Linked DNA regions of Homo sapiens: regions 1 and 2 are each linked to region 3. A link is a contact called in ENCODE Hi-C or POLR2A ChIA-PET data. All regions are on one chromosome and are shown on one strand. Each heading gives the region's core, a stretch centred on a gene start or an enhancer-like site at or near the end of the contact. The rest is flanking DNA. Distances are from core to core; before and after follow the strand shown. Region 1 holds the start of GOLGA3 (golgin A3). Region 2 holds the start of ANKLE2 (ankyrin repeat and LEM domain containing 2). Region 3 holds the start of ZNF26 (zinc finger protein 26).

Region 1 (2,700 bases), core at 82-2,581, 160 kb before region 3:
AATTATCACGATTTTCCCTTTAGTTGTTGCTTGTCAAAATCGCTAAAAGCCAACTGAAGGCATTCTCACTTGGGAAAGTATGCTACTTCTTAAGGCAATCGGGGGAAAAAAAGCTCCTCTTCAATCTGAGTGATGTCAGATGATTTATTTCCTTCTTGCCATTTAAGGTATACTGCCTGAAAAGATATTAAAGGGTTATAAAGCGCTATGTTGATGTCGTTTAAAAGACAGTTCAAAATAATCCACGACGACGGGTGTGGCTGCTCACACCTGTAACACCAGCACTTTGGGAGGCTGGGGTGGGAGGATCGCTTGAGGCCAGGAGTTCCACACCAGCCTGGGCAATACAGCAACACACCCAGTCTCTTAAAAAAAAAAAAAAAATCCATGAGTCATCTGTAAATGGCTTACACTGGCCCAGTGACAATAAACTCCAACCTCTTAAGAATCCAGCACCTGCCTACACCAACATCCTTACCGCCATCGCTTTCCCCCTTTGCCATTACACTGTGGCCACATCCTCCGCCCTCAGGGTCTTCAAACTTTCTGCCTGAGGCGCGCTTTTCTCACAATTTTGCCTGGCTTGCTTCTCGTCATAGAGGCCTTAGCACGGAAGTCGCCCGCCCCCCAGGCTCCCACTTAGAGTAGCGGACCCCACCCAACCACCGCCCGGTACCCTCTCGCTGGCGACCCTGGGTGTCCCTGTCCTAGGTGGGCTCCGCGGGGGCAGTGACCCAGACCCACAATACCCAGGACCCGCCACACGACTGACATTCGTCGGGTTCATACCCGTGACAACGCCCGGCCCCACTCGCTCTGGCCACCTGGAATGAAGACAAGTCGGCCAGCGACAAAGACAAACAAGGAAGTACACGGACTCCTGAAACCCCGACTTCCCACGAACCACCCGACACCATGTCACGCCTTTCAGCTGCAAAGGGCCAGGCTAAAGCAAGCACTGCCCGAGTGGTGGCAGTGGACAGCTTCGGGACAGGCCGCGCTCGTCGGGCGCAGACAAGCATTCAGGAGGGCTCGCGGGCACCGGCATTTACAGAGCCAGCTCCGCCGCAGCTGAAGGCGGGCGCCCAGGCCCGAGGCCACCGCAGCGAGGCGGGGGTGACTGGAACGGGGCCGTCCCGCCACGCTGCAGGGACGCGCCCAGGCCCCGCCGCCGCCCCTCGAGCCTCCCCCGCCCATGCACTGCGGGAGCGGGAGCGGGAGCGGGAGCCCGAGCCCCGAGGCGCCGCGGCCTCCGAGCCCCTCACCCTGCTGCTCTGGCAGCCCCGGAGGCCGCCCGGCCCGGATGCTCCGGCGGAGACGTGGCCGTGAGAGGGGCGGGGCGAGCGGTGCATCGGCCTCGGGTCCCCGGAAACAGCCTGCACGCGCTACTTTCGTTCCGGAACAGAGAACGTCCTCCTCTTCTTCAAGTGGCCACCCTAGGGCCGGGGACCCTCTGCCCACAGGGTCCGGATCGAGCTCACCTCCGACTGTGATGAGGCCGCCTTCAGAAAGTGACCTTAAGAGTTTGCGGACCTTTCCCTAGTAGAAACGCAACTTCCGGAACTGCAGGACCAACTCTTTCAGGAAGCTGAACCGAGCTTCCGGCGGAAGTGGCGTGGCCGGGGCTCGGCATGGGCGCGGCCGAGCTCGGTGTGGGCGTGACTTCCCCGCCCGCCCTAGTCGGGTCCCCGCCCCAACCCCGCACCTCCACCCGGCCGGCGCCCTTCGCGCTTCAGGTGCCAGATCAAAGGCGACGCTGCTTTGGACCCTATTTGCTTCCCCTTTAAAAAGGGCAAAGCTGGACGGCGCGGGCCGCTGGCCGCTGGGGAACGGCTTTCCACCTTCCCTCATCCGCCAGGCCGCTCTTCCAGCTGTCAGGAAGGAAATGGCCTGGAGGGCGCCTCGGGGTCCTCTGTGATGTTGCGCTCATCTCTGCGGATTTTGGAATACGCTTCAGTCTACGAAGTTTTCTGGGATTTTGATGGGAACTGCTGCAGATCGTTTGGGGAGCACGGGCATCGCTGACTCGGTCCTTCATCTGCGTCCCTGGTGGCCCCTCCATTTATTTCGGTCTTTTGATTTCTTCCACCAGCATTTTGTAATTTCAGCATACAGATTCTGCACCTTTTAAGTTTATAGTATTTCACATCAAACAACTGTAACACTGCGTTTTTGACGTTTTCCACGTGTTCACTGTTGGTCTACACAAATGTGATGAATTCTATGTTGATTTTCTTATCCTGAGACCTCGCTGAACTCATTAGTTTGAGGGTTCATTTGGTGTTTTGCGGTTGTTGTTGTAAAATCCTTGTATTTTTTACATGGGCCATCATGTTATCTGCAAATGCAAATTCTAACACAAAATGATCAGACTGAGGCGTAAAATATACAACTTTTAGAAGAAAACAGAATTTCTCACATCTAGAGCTTGGGGAAGAGTTCTTAGATCTGACCAAAAAAACACAATTCACAAAAGAAGTTGATAGAGTAAACTTCATGAAAAAATTAGAAACTTTTCACCGGATGCGGTGGCTCACGCCTGTAATCCCAACACTTTGGGAGGCCAAGGTGGGCGGATTACCTGAGGTCAGGAGTTTGAGACCAGCCAGGCCAAATGGTGAAACCCATCTCTACTAAAAATATAATAATTAGCCGGGCATGGTGGCATGTGCCTGTAATCCCAGCTACTCAGGAGGCTGG
Region 2 (2,700 bases), core at 10-2,509, 220 kb before region 3:
GAACTCACAGACATGTTTTACTTACACTTACCAGCAGAGTATAAAGGATTACAAAGAATACAGGTGAAGAGATGCGTGACGTAAAACCGGGGGGAAGCGCTTGGAAATTCAGGGCCTCTCTGGGCACCGCCTCCAGGAACCCCCACGTACTATCTGGAAGCTCCCTGAACCCAGCCCTTTTGGGTTTTTACAGGAACTTCATTTCACAGGCGTGATTCATCAGCCACTGGTGATCAACGCAACCTTCACCCCTCTCTCCTCCCCAGAGGTTGGGGGTGGGGCTGAAAGTCCCCAGAACCTCTAACCCTGCCTTGGTCTTTCCTGCGACCAGCCCCATCCAGAAGCTCCCTAGGGGCTGCCGGCCACCAGTCCACTCAGCCTACAAAAGACATCACTTTGGAGGTTCCCGGGATTTCAAGAGTTGTATGCCAGGAAAAGGGGATGGAGCTGAAATACACAGTTCACTGTATCAGTTACCTCAAACTTAAAACGACCAAAACCCACCTCTGATCTCCACATCACCCAGACCCGACAGTCTACCGCAAAGCAATAAATGGCCACCTTCTCCCTCTTCCTCTGGCCCCAAACCCCTGAGTTACATTTGCCTTTTCCGTCTCTGCCTTATGTTCCATGACCAGTAACCGCAATGGCTTCACGTTCCAAACACATCCGGGACCCAGGGGTTTCCTCCCCGCGCCGCCCTCCTTTGGGCCATCCCTCCCCAGGTCTCGAGAGACCGCAGCAAGAGTCTCCGCTAACGCCTCGCCGGGCCCCCGCCGCCTTCCCCGGAGGCTGCTCCAGGGCCCGGGAAAGCTCTCACCCCCGAACCCGGCGTGGCCCCTCCGCCCCCGGCCCGGGAAGCCAAGTCCCCGCAACTGCCCTTTCCGCGGCCGGAATGGCCTTTCCCGACCGGCCCTGGTTTCCCCGGCCGCCTCGCCCAACTGCTGCCGGCTCCAGGGGCGCGGCCGGGACCCCAGGCCCGAGGAGGGCGTCGGGGCGGGGAAGGGGCCAGGGTGCGGGGACCCAGCGACCGCCTGGGCCTTACCTGAGGCGGGGGCGGCGGCCGCGCTTGGCGGAGGAACTGGGGTCCCGCTGCGGCCCAGACCTCCCGGCCGCGGGCCCAGCCGCCGCACCAGCCACCGCACAGCGATCAGCAGCACCGAGGCGCCCAGCAGCTCCCAGGCCAGCGCCGCCCACTCGGCCGCCGCCAGCCGCGGCCACAGCATCGCCGCCGCCCGGGCCGCAGCCGCCGAGAAGCCCGCGCCCCGCGCCGCGCCCGTCCCAGGACCCCGCGCCGGGCTGCCCGCGCCCTGCCTGACGGCGCCGCGCTCGAGGCGGCCGGGGCGGCGCGGGGGACACGGACGGCGGCCCCGCTCGCGGAGGCCCGGCGAGGGCGCGGCCCCGGCCCTGGGACCCAAGCGGGCGGGAACGGGCGAGCGGACGGGCGGGCGCGGCAGGCGGGGCGCGGGCAGCCCGACGCGGGGTCCTGGGACCGGCGAGGCGCGGGGAGCGCAATGTGCTGGCGGGGGCCGGGGCTGGGGCCCGGGGAGGCCACCAGGGCGGGGCCGGGCGCGGGGCGGCGCTTCTTCGCGCCTCCCGGCCCCGGCCTGGCGTCCGTGGGGCGCTGTGCGTCTCCGAGAACGAAGCGGCCTCCGGGTTCGTGTGCTCCGAGCCCGAGTACTGTTTGCGGCCGTCGTCCCGTCCTGGAGCAGGAGTGAGGAAGCGCCTCTCACTCCCCCGCGAACCCGCAGAACAGGCCGCCGGCGCTATGGAGACCGGCGGAGCTTCCCGCTCCTTCACCAAGGGGCCCTGACGCGCAGTTGAAAGCGCGGATTTTGCCGGGCGCGGCGGCTGCGTCCGGAGTCCCAGCGCCTTGGGAGGCGAGGCGGGAGGATCCCCACGGCCCGGGAGCTCGAGACCAGCCCGGGCAAATATTTTGAAAGTCATGGTAAAAGCCGCAATTACTTTTGCACCAACCTAATAGTGAGACCCTGTCTCGAAAAAGGGAAGGAGGATTTTACTGTATGTAATTTAGATGTTTTATTTATTTTTTGATGCGGTGTCTTGCTCTGTCGCCCAGGCTGAAGTGCAGTGGCGCGATCTCGGCTCACTGCAGCCTCCGCCTCCTGGGCTCAAGCGATTCTCCTGCCTCAGCCTCCCAAGTAGCTGGGATTACAGGTGCCCACCACCACGCCTGGCTAATTTTTGCATGTTTAGTAGAGACGGGGTTTCCTCATGTTGGCCAGACTGGTCTCGAATTCTTGATGTCAAGTGATCCACCAGCCTCGGCCTCCCAAAGTGCTGGGATTACAGGCGTGAGCCACCGCGCCCCGCCTAATTTAGATATTATTAAATGAAAATGAAAGACCTGAAAAATATAATTGATATCCTTGGTTAAAAACATAATTGATCTGAGCGAGGTGGCTCAGGTCTGTAGTCTCAGCAACTCTGGAGCGTGAGGGGTGATGGTAGTTTCAGTCCGGGAGTTCGAGGCTGCCATGAGCGTGATCTCGCCTGTGAATAGCCACTGCACGCCAGCCTGACCAACATAGCAAGACCCCATCTCTTAAAAAATATCATTGGATGGTACTAATGGTTGGTTGGGCACTACAGAAGAAAGGGTCAGTAATTTTGAAGATGGATGAAATGGAAATTCAAACCACGATGAGATGCTGCTTGAAATCCACCAGAATGGCTAAA
Region 3 (2,700 bases), core at 188-2,687:
TTTTGAGGAACCTCCAAACTGTTCTCCATAGTGGTTGTACTAATTTACATTCCCACCAAGAATGTACCAGGGTTCCCTTTTCCCCATATCCTCACCAGCATTTATTATTGCTTGTCTTTTGGATAAAAGCCATTTTAACTGGGGTGAGATAATATCTCGTTGTAGTTTTGATTTGCATTTCTCTGATGATCAATTATATTGTGTACCTTTTCATATACCTGTTTGCCATTTGTATGTCTTCTTTTGAGAAATGTCTATTCAGATGTTTGGCACTTTTTTTTTTTTTTTTTTTTTGAGACAGGGTTTCACTCCTGTCATCGAGGCTGGAGTGCAATGGTGCAATCTCGGCTCACTGCAACCTCCACCTCACGGGCTCAAGCAATTCTGCTGCCTTAGCCCCCCAAGTAGCTGAGACTACAGATGCATGCCACCACATCCGGCTTACTTTTGATATGTTTTGTAGAGACGAGGTTTCACCATGTTGCCCAGGCTAGTCTCCAACTCCTGGGCTCATGCGATCCACCCACCTCAGCCCTCCAAAATGCTGGGATTACAGACGTGAGCCATCGTGCCTGGCCATTTTGCACATTTTTAAATCTCAAAAGGCCAATCTACAATAGTGGTGTTATCTGTAGGAGTAACTGGGGAAGTTGCGTGTCTTGTGACCAATCCACATCTTAGCAGAATTCAGGCTCCTCTCCTCCCGCTAGCTTGGTGGTCTCTCATAGGTTTTACAAAGGCAGTTGGGTTTTGGAAAAGGGCTATCATTTGAACTATAACCTAAATGTCTTCCAAAGTTAGCTTGGCCTAAGCCCAGGAATAATGAAGGCATCTTGACAGCCAAAGGCGCGCAGAGTTGGGGGTTTGGTTAGATTAGACCTCCCCCACTGCTATAATTTTCTCACTGATATAATTTTTGCAAAGGCAGTTTCATTACTGGTGTGGTTCTATTTATTTGTTTTTCACATCTACTATAGTTTCTCCTTTATGAAGTTGGTTACTGTATTATTTGGTGCACTGATATTCAAAACTGTTATTTAACCCTATGAACTGCAGCTTTTAGCTTTACAAAGCGTCCTTTTTTGCTGTGCCTTCTGGTCTGAACCCTATCTTGTTTGATATCAAAACCTCAGCACGCCTGCGTCTCTGCTGGGGTCGGACTCTGAGTCAGTTCTACAGGCCCTGGGAAACTGGGCGTCCAGGCTCCGAGGATGGTACTGAACCTGGCGCAGCCGTGGGAGGGTGAACCAGGTGCCGCTGGCGGAGCCCCCTCCCAGCCTTCCTTTCCCGTCAGGCTGTGCCCCTCTCTAGATCCGCGGCAGCTGGAAGCCAGGCCTGTAACGAGGGAGCCTTCTCCGAGGATTGTGGGAGATGTAGTTTTTCCGGCGCCTTCGCGTCCTGGCGCATCGACGCAGGACGCACTTCCGCATGCGCCGCACTCCCGGCCTTAGTCGGGTGCGCGCGTGCAGGGCTGTTTCCGGCTTAGACTCAGTGGACCGGAATCTGGCCAGCGGGTGTACCTGGCTGAGTCTCTGTGGCCGCGGAGGCGCGGAGCTAAGCGGCTCGGATTATCCTGGGCAGACCAGAGACTTGACCAGCTAAACACTTCCGTCGGTCCGGGGCGTGGACGGGGCCAGATCAGCCTCCTGCTCTCCCGAGTCAGGGCCACGGAAAGGCACAAATCCATCCGTGCGACTCCTGGTACCCAGACCGGGAGGTTGTCTAGTCACGCGCGGTCTGTGTTGGGCGAGAGCTGAGGAGCCGGCGTCCCTGCCAACGACTCGGCCCCGGGACGGTCAGGAGCCTGGGGCCCTGGTCCCGCACCTGTCTTCGGGCGGACGCATCCCTCACGGTCTCTCCGCAGCCCGCGGGTCCTGCCCCCGCAGGCAGCGCGCGAACGTGGGCGTGGGGATGGCCACCAGTTTCCGGACAGCTTCGTGCTGGGTAAGTAGAGACTTTCCGTGTTTAAAATTCGACTGGATACTGAGGGTGGCCACGTTAATCTCTTCAGGGTTACTCCGGGAACTGAACTCACATTCAGCTGTAATTGTGTGCGTAGTTTACTAGACTACCCTCCCCACCAAACCAAAGCGCCTCTGAAGCTCGCCCAAGCTCTGGCCCTGCAGAAACGTGCCTGTGGTATTCTGTGACGGGCAGTTATACTGCACTTCATGGCCAGCTGCGGGCCCTGAAGTCTGAGGATCCTCCATCATTTCATGTTTTCTACACAAAGTTGTCTTATGGAGACCCTTAGAACTTAGCTGGAGAAATGATCAGTTCCTCCTTTTTCGTTTGGCCAAATGCTTGTTTATGGAGTGTCCTTTTGTCTGCTGGACTCTAAGGCTGGTGCTGGCAATGCAGAGATAAATTATGTATGTTCCTAATTTTAGAGGAGCTTTGGTTTGGTGGAGAGGGTAGTCTAGTGAACTATGGACGCAATTACAGGTGAATGAATAGGGAGAAAAGGCTAGGAGCGGAGCTCGAGAGTCCGAAAGGTAAGGGGCGGGCCAGTGGATCATCGGGACTTTATGAATTATTGATGGAGTGAACCAGAGGGGAGTCTTTACAAGTGATTTGATTGCCAAATCCTTTGCCCTCGGTGAGTGGTGTTGACGACGTTGCCGGATGTGGTGCTCTACCATTGAGCTATACAGCCGGAGACTAGGAATGCTATTGGAAGAGGGACCCTGGGAATGACTT

Evidence for each region. A loop is a pair of places that touch in the nucleus more often than their neighbours do. ChIA-PET counts read pairs that join two places held with the same protein, here RNA polymerase II (POLR2A). Pooled maps may share reads with other maps.
Region 1: a loop to region 3 is called in a map of PC-9, with 25 times the contacts of the local background. The contact joins the promoter of GOLGA3 here to the promoter of ZNF26 in region 3. A Hi-C loop is called at or near these places in 4 of 168 maps with a recorded cell type or tissue (PC-9, ascending aorta, naive thymus-derived CD4-positive, alpha-beta T cell and 1 more), 9 of 37 single-sample maps with no recorded cell type and 20 of 50 pooled maps. POLR2A ChIA-PET finds 5 or more read pairs at or near these places in 7 of 52 experiments (CD4-positive, alpha-beta memory T cell, CD8-positive, alpha-beta T cell, HepG2 and 4 more).
Region 2: a loop to region 3 is called in a map of CD8-positive, alpha-beta T cell, with 4 times the contacts of the local background. The contact joins the promoter of ANKLE2 here to the promoter of ZNF26 in region 3. A Hi-C loop is called at or near these places in 2 of 168 maps with a recorded cell type or tissue (CD8-positive, alpha-beta T cell and naive thymus-derived CD4-positive, alpha-beta T cell), 6 of 37 single-sample maps with no recorded cell type and 15 of 50 pooled maps. POLR2A ChIA-PET finds 5 or more read pairs at or near these places in 3 of 52 experiments (MCF 10A, T-cell and activated CD4-positive, alpha-beta T cell).

What each region holds. Positions count from the first base shown.
Region 1 is chr12:132,827,538-132,830,237 of GRCh38, forward strand. GOLGA3 (golgin A3) reads right to left here and starts at 1,332. Exons shown (of 24, transcript NM_001389683.1): 1 at 1,266-1,332. RefSeq lists silencers at 610-709, 1,210-1,269, 1,640-1,849 and an enhancer at 1,420-1,559.
Region 2 is chr12:132,760,573-132,763,272 of GRCh38, forward strand. ANKLE2 (ankyrin repeat and LEM domain containing 2) reads right to left here and starts at 1,260. Exons shown (of 13, transcript NM_015114.3): 1 at 1,046-1,260. The coding sequence starts at 1,226. RefSeq lists enhancers at 606-1,474, 1,829-1,928 and silencers at 709-1,298, 1,389-1,678.
Region 3 is chr12:132,984,930-132,987,629 of GRCh38, forward strand. It overlaps ZNF26 (zinc finger protein 26), which reads left to right and starts at 1,438. Exons shown (of 4, transcript NM_019591.4): 1 at 1,438-1,944. The coding sequence starts at 1,912. RefSeq lists enhancers at 1,059-1,528, 1,784-2,283, 2,009-2,058.